2 separate regions of the Mus musculus genome follow, and region 1 is linked to region 2. The links are chromatin contacts, found by Hi-C or POLR2A ChIA-PET in ENCODE. All regions are on one chromosome and are shown on one strand. The core of a region is the stretch at or near the end of the contact, and the rest is flanking DNA. Distances in the headings are between cores, read along the strand shown.

The links. A loop is a pair of places that touch in the nucleus more often than their neighbours do. ChIA-PET counts read pairs that join two places held with the same protein, here RNA polymerase II (POLR2A).
Region 1: a loop to region 2 is called in a map of heart, with 7 times the contacts of the local background. The contact joins the promoter of Psma4 here to the promoter of Hykk in region 2. A Hi-C loop is called at or near these places in 11 of 37 maps with a recorded cell type or tissue (gastrocnemius, heart and left cerebral cortex). POLR2A ChIA-PET finds 5 or more read pairs at or near these places in 2 of 5 experiments (Patski and embryonic stem cell).

What each region holds. Positions count from the first base shown.
Region 1 is chr9:54,949,013-54,952,182 of GRCm38, forward strand. It overlaps Psma4 (proteasome subunit alpha 4), which reads left to right and starts at 1,847. Exons shown (of 9, transcript NM_011966.3): 1 at 1,847-1,891; 2 at 3,070-3,096. The coding sequence starts at 3,094. It overlaps Hykk (hydroxylysine kinase 1), which reads left to right. Exons shown (of 5, transcript NM_177351.4): 5 at 1-912. AY074887 (cDNA sequence AY074887) reads right to left here and starts at 1,942. Exons shown (of 1, transcript NM_145229.2): 1 at 1,232-1,942. The coding sequence starts at 1,827. The coding sequence ends at 1,429.
Region 2 is chr9:54,915,657-54,919,228 of GRCm38, forward strand. Hykk (hydroxylysine kinase 1) reads left to right here and starts at 1,634. Exons shown (of 5, transcript NM_177351.4): 1 at 1,634-2,202.

The sequences.
Region 1 (3,170 bases), core at 597-3,096, 34 kb after region 2:
GGTATTTCTCTGAATTTACTTATACAATTTATTTTTAACTTCTCCATGTCTCCCTTTTCTTTTCCTTTCTCGTTTCTTTTCTTTTCTTTTTTTAGAGCAAGATAATGTTTGTACTTAGAGAGTCAATTGTGAGGGTTTTTTAAGAGGCTATGGCAGCCTCTTAGCATAGACTCTGGCACATAGTAGAGGCATAATAAATAGTTACTAAATAATGGATCATATTTCAGGTTACGCACACTCAAAATATTGGTGTGGCACGCTGCTTGCCCTTCTCACAGTCAGCCATCGAGCCCTGCTGCTTTCACAAATCAGGATTTTAGGTTAACAAATCTGGAGCGGTTTTGTCTTTCCTGCTTCATTAGTTTTTCAGTAGAATATACTATACTACAATGATTATTGAATGTTATTTTACATGCACTACCTCATTTAATCCAGAACAGAATCACAAAGATATTCTGATGATTAATCTCCATTTTTAAATAAAGAAATAGAGCCTTGAAAAGCTGATTTATTGCTTTAGAAGGGAGCTCAGGCTTAGATCTTGAATTAGGTCTTTGGGCTGTTACCCCTGTTCCTAATCACTACAAAATCCCATCCTGCTGCCTTTCCTTCCTTGTTTTTACACACCCACACCCACACCCACACACATGGGGGCAGTACATGAGATCATTCACATGTGAAACACTTAGGATACTCATATTTGAGGTTTTTATTTAACTTGGCCAATCAGGACCAGAAAAATGGGCTGGAACTTGGGTCTCATTCCAAATCAGTGTTTATCCTGTTATACAATGGAACTCTGCAAGTTTCTCTTGATTGTTCTTGCTAAGAGAGATTCTCCACTAAATTCCTATTGCAAATATTGCTAATTTCTGTTTGAAATTAAATATATGCTGCATTGTATGGATATTTTACCTTTTGGTCTTTTTTTCTCTCTCTCTCTCATTTTTAAAACAGTCTCACTATATATCCCTGGCTGGCTTGGAATTTACAGGGCAAACCAGGTCCTGAGTACAGGCCAGGTCCCGTCTACATGCAACTAAATTTCTAAGCTTCCCCCTTTAAGAAACCCAGATCCAACCGTTTTGCCTACACAGAAGACAAAGGCCCTGTACATAGTCAACCCACTAGCTCTTCAACCCCCAACATAGGCACAAAAACTAGGTAAGATTGGAAAGGAGAAATGGATGAAGAGAAGTCTTTTTTTCGTTTTTTTTTTTTTTTTTTTTTTTTTTTTTTTTTTTTTCTTTTGTCCGAGACAGGGTTTCTCTGTGTACCCCTGGCTGTCCTGGAACTCACTCTGTAGACCATGCTGGCCTCGAACTCAGAAATCCGCCTGCCTCAGCCTCCCAAGTGCAGGGATTAAAGGCGTGCACCACCACTGCCCGGCGAAGAGAAGTCTTAAACTTAGAACAAAAGTTATCCCAATTAAAGAGTTGGATCTGAGAAAGGAGAAAATGAGGCTAAGAGGAAGAACAAAGGAAAAACTGTTAAGGGGCAAGACTGGAAGAGTAAACGATTTGATTTGTCTATACAGTTGCTACTCTGGCCTCCATTAGAATGGTACAGAAGAGAAAACGAAAGTGGAGTGCAAAGCGTAGGAGGAATCTGGTTCCACTCTCCACGGTATAGACGCTTCCCTCCTCCCTCCAGTCCTCCTCTAATACAGACCGCAGCCAAAGCCGAGGTTGTGCTTCTGCACAGTCCACGTGGGCAGACTGAGCCCGCCCCAGCACTGGGAGAACTTCCGCGTCCTCCCGCCCCGCCCCGCCCCCTCGCAGTCCTGCGCACGCGCGGGAGCCATATTCGCCGCGGATGCTTGGCCATCCGGGTTGGTTCTTCTCCAGCTGAGTAAAGAGGCGCTGATCTGCACCCTCACCGTCTTCCTCTGGTGAGGCTCAGTCCTTTAGGGGCCGCGGAGTCGAGGTGTCTGTCTCCCGGGCGGGGGCCATCTGCGTGGAGACCACGGCCCAGGCCCGCGGCCGCCACCGAGGAGCCGTGGGCACGATGACTTTGCACCCGCCTCCTCGGTGACCGGCCTGCCAGGGACTGGTCCCCGCCGGCCGCCGTCGGGTATCCCCGCGGGGCCTTGACGGCTCGCCTGGGCTCTGAGACCCTCCGGGCCGGTGCGAGGGGTGGGGGCGGCTGCGGCCCAGAGAGTCAATTCGGGAAAGTGGCGCTGCGGGGGAAAGTCCAAGTCTTGTAGCGCCGGCGCCAGGCGTGGAGGTAGCTGTGTTCACAGTCGAATCCGAAACCCGCCGTGGCCTCCTGGCTGCTGTGCTCAGGGCCACCTTTCTGTTTCTCCTACATGTTGGAACCGACTCCTGGCAGGTTAACTCTCCTTAGGCCTGACGACTCTTCTAAAATGTCACTTCCCGTGGTCCTTGAATCCAGCCCGTCGGTGAAGCGGTCTTAAGTAAGATAAAGGTGTTTTCTAACATCTGGGCGCGCAGACCCTTCAAATGTCTGCTTAGCTTTCCAGCCACGATGCCTTCCTTATATCCCATTTGGCAACATAGGAATTGAACTGCCATTTTTCTACTAAGGCAGAGTTTCCATTGCTGTCTTTCGAAGAAACGGAAATAAGGACCAGGTTTACCACCTAACCCCTACACCCCCAAATTTAGGACCATGTGAATTATCCACTTTGTTAACCTTTCTCAGCCTGCTCTACTTGGAATGCCCTTCCTTCACCCCTTCACAATTCTTTTTCTTTGACTTGAGGCTTTTCAACTTACCTTTGCCTCTCCCACCTCTAATTTACTCTCATTATCTGTATTGGTTTCCTAAAATCTTACTTGCTGTCGATTCTGCTTTCCCTCCCCACCCTGAATGTCTCTTCCATGTTGCTTTATAATCTTTGTCTGTCATACCTGGCTGCTAGATTCTGAGCTTTTCAGGACACCATGGTTTACCTTTATTGTGGTGGCCCAGCATCTGTATAGGTCCCAGTGGTGGTGCAGTTCATGTTAGCTGAGTGATGGTGTGGATCAAGTGGTATTAACAGTGGAAGACACTTCTTAAAATTGTGGGGGTTTTGTTATTAATGATCCTGTTTTCTTTTCACAGGAATCAACATAAAGTTCAGAAACCATGGTGAGTTCATGACACGTTTCCTTTAACTTTTGCCTGGGAACATTATGGCTTGTTTGAAGCTCACAGCCTGACAT
Region 2 (3,572 bases), core at 384-2,883:
GGCCGTGAGGAGAAAGAAAACGGATCAGTAGCAGTAGGAAAGTGAGAGAAGGTGTAGCGAATTCAGACACTGCAGAGAGGCCTCAGAAAGCAAACATGGTTACAGGAGACTCAAGTCACAGTCGCCAACATCAGAAAGTGCAGAAAGGTCGTCCCTATTTGAAGATTAGAAAAGAAATGTGCTAGGCAATGGTGAGGCATGCCTTCAATCCCAGCACTCCAGAGGCAGAAGCAGGTGTTCAAGGCTGGCCTGGGCTTCAGATGGAGTTCCTGGACAGCCAGGGCTACACAGAGAAATTCTGTCTCGAACCTCCCCACCTTCCCCCATCCCACACAAAGAAAAAGAAAAACAGATAAACATATTTCTAAAGGGGGCAAAGGAAATTTCTCATTACGATAGGTGTTGACGGGGATTGGAGAGACTATCCGAGTTAATAATCCCAGCACTTGGGAGGCAGAGGCAGGCAGATTTCTGAGTTCGAGTCCAGCCTGGTCTACAAAGTGAGTTCCAGGACAGCCACGGCTATACAGAGAAACCCTGTCTCGGAAACAACAACAACAACAATCATTCATCATCATCATCAGAGTAACGATAGCACCCATGAGTATGCCAGAACAAGAAAAAACAAGTGAGATATGCATACAGCACCATAACATAAGGAGAGCAAATTGCAAACCTGAGTGACAGGTGTACAGGACTCTTCCAGCAGGGAGTGCTCTGGTCTATCAAAAAGGTCCTGCTTAGCTGGAGGAAGGCATCCAGCTATGTGGCTTAGTGTGGTGGTTTGAATATGCTTGACCCAGGGAGTGGCACTATTTGGAGGTGTGGCCTTTCTGGAGTGGGTGTGGCCTTGGAGGAAACGAGTCGCTGTTGGCATGGGCTTTGAGACCCTACAAGCTGCCTGAGGATGCTGCTTTCTTTCTCTCTCTCTCTCTATTGTACTTCGTTACCCCGCTTAAAAACTGGTGCTACCGCCTAGATCCTGAACTGGGAGTTGGTAAGCACGGTCTGGTTAAGTAAGGGTCTATGCCCTTTAGACTTCAGTTCCCGCCAGCACAGACAGTGTAGGTCTGTTTAATAAATGAAGCCTTTTCAGATTGGGACATGCTAGTACAAAGACAGCGAGCCCCATTTCCTCACAGAGAGGGACCGATCCTTGTAGTTTCAGAACCAGGATTCCTTTCTGGGGAGAATGAACCTCTAGTCAACCTCTATGAAGATGGCCTTCAGGATACTCTCTTCTAGAAAGAGCTGGATGGAGTGAGGAAAGAAAGGCAAGATGCTATCTCTCCTGGCAGCTTGCTGACAGACTTGTGCTCCAAGTCGCTGCCAGGACTAAGCCAACCTGGTGAGAATTGACAGATACCACTCAAACCCCAAGGCCTACTAATTGGCTACTTGAGAGCCAATCAGAAACGAGTTTTGACTAGAGAGCCGAGATTGACAAGGTTGTCGGATTCCAGACAGCCAATCAGAAGCCAGATCTCTGAACTCTATTGGTGGGATGGAGAGGGTTGGGCCAGAACTGTCAGTAGTGTGTACTGACTGGGCGGAGGGATGTGGGAGGAGCCAATAGGAAGGCGGGGCTCGCAGCGGCGGCGGGTCCGGCCCCACCTCCTGCACCGCAACCACTAGCTGACTGAGGGGAGAGAGCAATCGGCCTCAGGACGTCCGGTCGCTGTGCGTGAGAGGAGGTGGAAGAGACTGAAGCGAGTCAAGGGTCTCTCTGAGGGGACATCCCCGAGAAGCGGCGGCGGGCTCCTGCAACCCTTGCGCTCCTCAAACTCACTGCGTGCTGACGCGGCAGGTCACTGCCCAGCCCCAGCCCTGCTGAGATTTCAGTGCGCAGTTTTGAGGGTCCCACCCTCCGCGGGCCTGCATGGTTTGGGGGTGGAAGCCATCCTAAGGCTCCTCTGGACCTGAGACAGGCCGGGAACGGGTTGTGGGCCACCTCCCTCCCATCGGCGTCTTTCGCTCCTCAGCAAGACCCCCTGGAAGTGAGTCTTGCTTCCAATCGCCCTTGGAGTGTAGAGTTCCTGCAGCCCGTGAGCTGTGAGTGGAGGCAACTCACGAAATAAGTGCAGGGAACATCACTGCCTGCTTCCCAAGCCTGGAAGCTCACAGCAGAGGGGTCGTCGAAGACAGACGTGGAGAAAGTGCTAAGGCAGAAGTCACAAAGACTTTGTAACACTTTAGGAGAAGGTGAGAGGAAAGACTAGTTTATGTATTATTATTATTTTATTCTTGTGTACTTTTCACCAAGTGCAGAGTGTAAGATCCACTCCCTCTCCATTCCCCTCTCATGCAGCGAAAAATTATGGAGTCTGGTGCAAACCTCCTGCTTAGAAGTCCTTACTGTTTGAGGTTGTTTTTGTTTGTTTGTTTGTTTGTTTGTTTCCGGCTCTAAATATTGTTGACAAGAAGTATACTAACATCTATATAGATTTCGATTCGCTCTCCACTCTCTCCACACATGGGGCGCATTTGATGAAAATGGATGTCTCTGTTGTTCTATTTTTATTTTTTAAGTTTTTTCTTTATGTGTATTTGCTTTCAGTAGCATGTTTCAATGTGTGTCCTTTTTTTTCAGGTTGTGGAGTTCTTTCTATATTCAGCAAAAAGGCTCAAAATTCTTCGTTGAACTCTTTTAGAGGCAGTGTGGCTAAAGTTACGGAGGTTGGCTGCCCAGCTGGTGCTAGGACTTTTCACAGCTCAGTAACTGTTTGGTACCAGGTTGTCCTGTGACCAGACCTGCCAACAGTACTTTGTAAACAGGACTTTGCTTTAACAAATAGGACTCTTCAAAGAGATAATTAACAAGCCCCCTTTAAGGACATGGGGATGTTTTCTGGAGATTGGCCTTCACCAATTGCCTTCAACAGTCTTCAATTTTAATAGCTTTTTCTTTTTGAGACAAAGTCTCTCACAGTAGCCGGGGCTAGCTTGGAACTCAATAGGTAGTCTGGACTGACCTTCAACTAGCAGCAATCTTATTGTCCTGTCTCTGGATTGGCAGGATAGCAGATGTGAGCTACCACACCCAGCTCCCTGTCAAATCCCTATCAAGCTCACTGTTGTTTTTAATACCCTTAAATTCTTTCAGACCTGAGAGGATTTCATCTTGGAGTTAGGGTTTCAGTTCACATTACATCCTGAGCACTAGCCTTATTCTATAAATATATTCAGAAGGAATGTTTAAAATTCCTTGTAAAGTCTTAGAGCCAAAAGCAGTGTAACAGGATGTATCAGTTTCCAGAAGTTTCAGGTGCAAAGATTCTTTTGAAGCCCTGTTTAGTCTTTGTGATCATAAGTTTAGTGTCAACACCTGAAGGGCTTAATTGGCTTCTGAAAGCAAATACTGTGGTCAGAAGGTAAACATGAGAAGTGTTTGTCAAGAATACAACAGCTTGGTTGGGCACATGTTTTACTTCGTAGAGACCTTGCCTAACATGCGCGAGGTCCCGAGTTTGATCCCTAGCGCCAAATAAGCCAAGCATGGTGGTACATGGGAGGTAGAGGCAGGAGGATCAGAAATTGAAGGCTATCTAATACGTTTAAGTCCAGCCCATGCT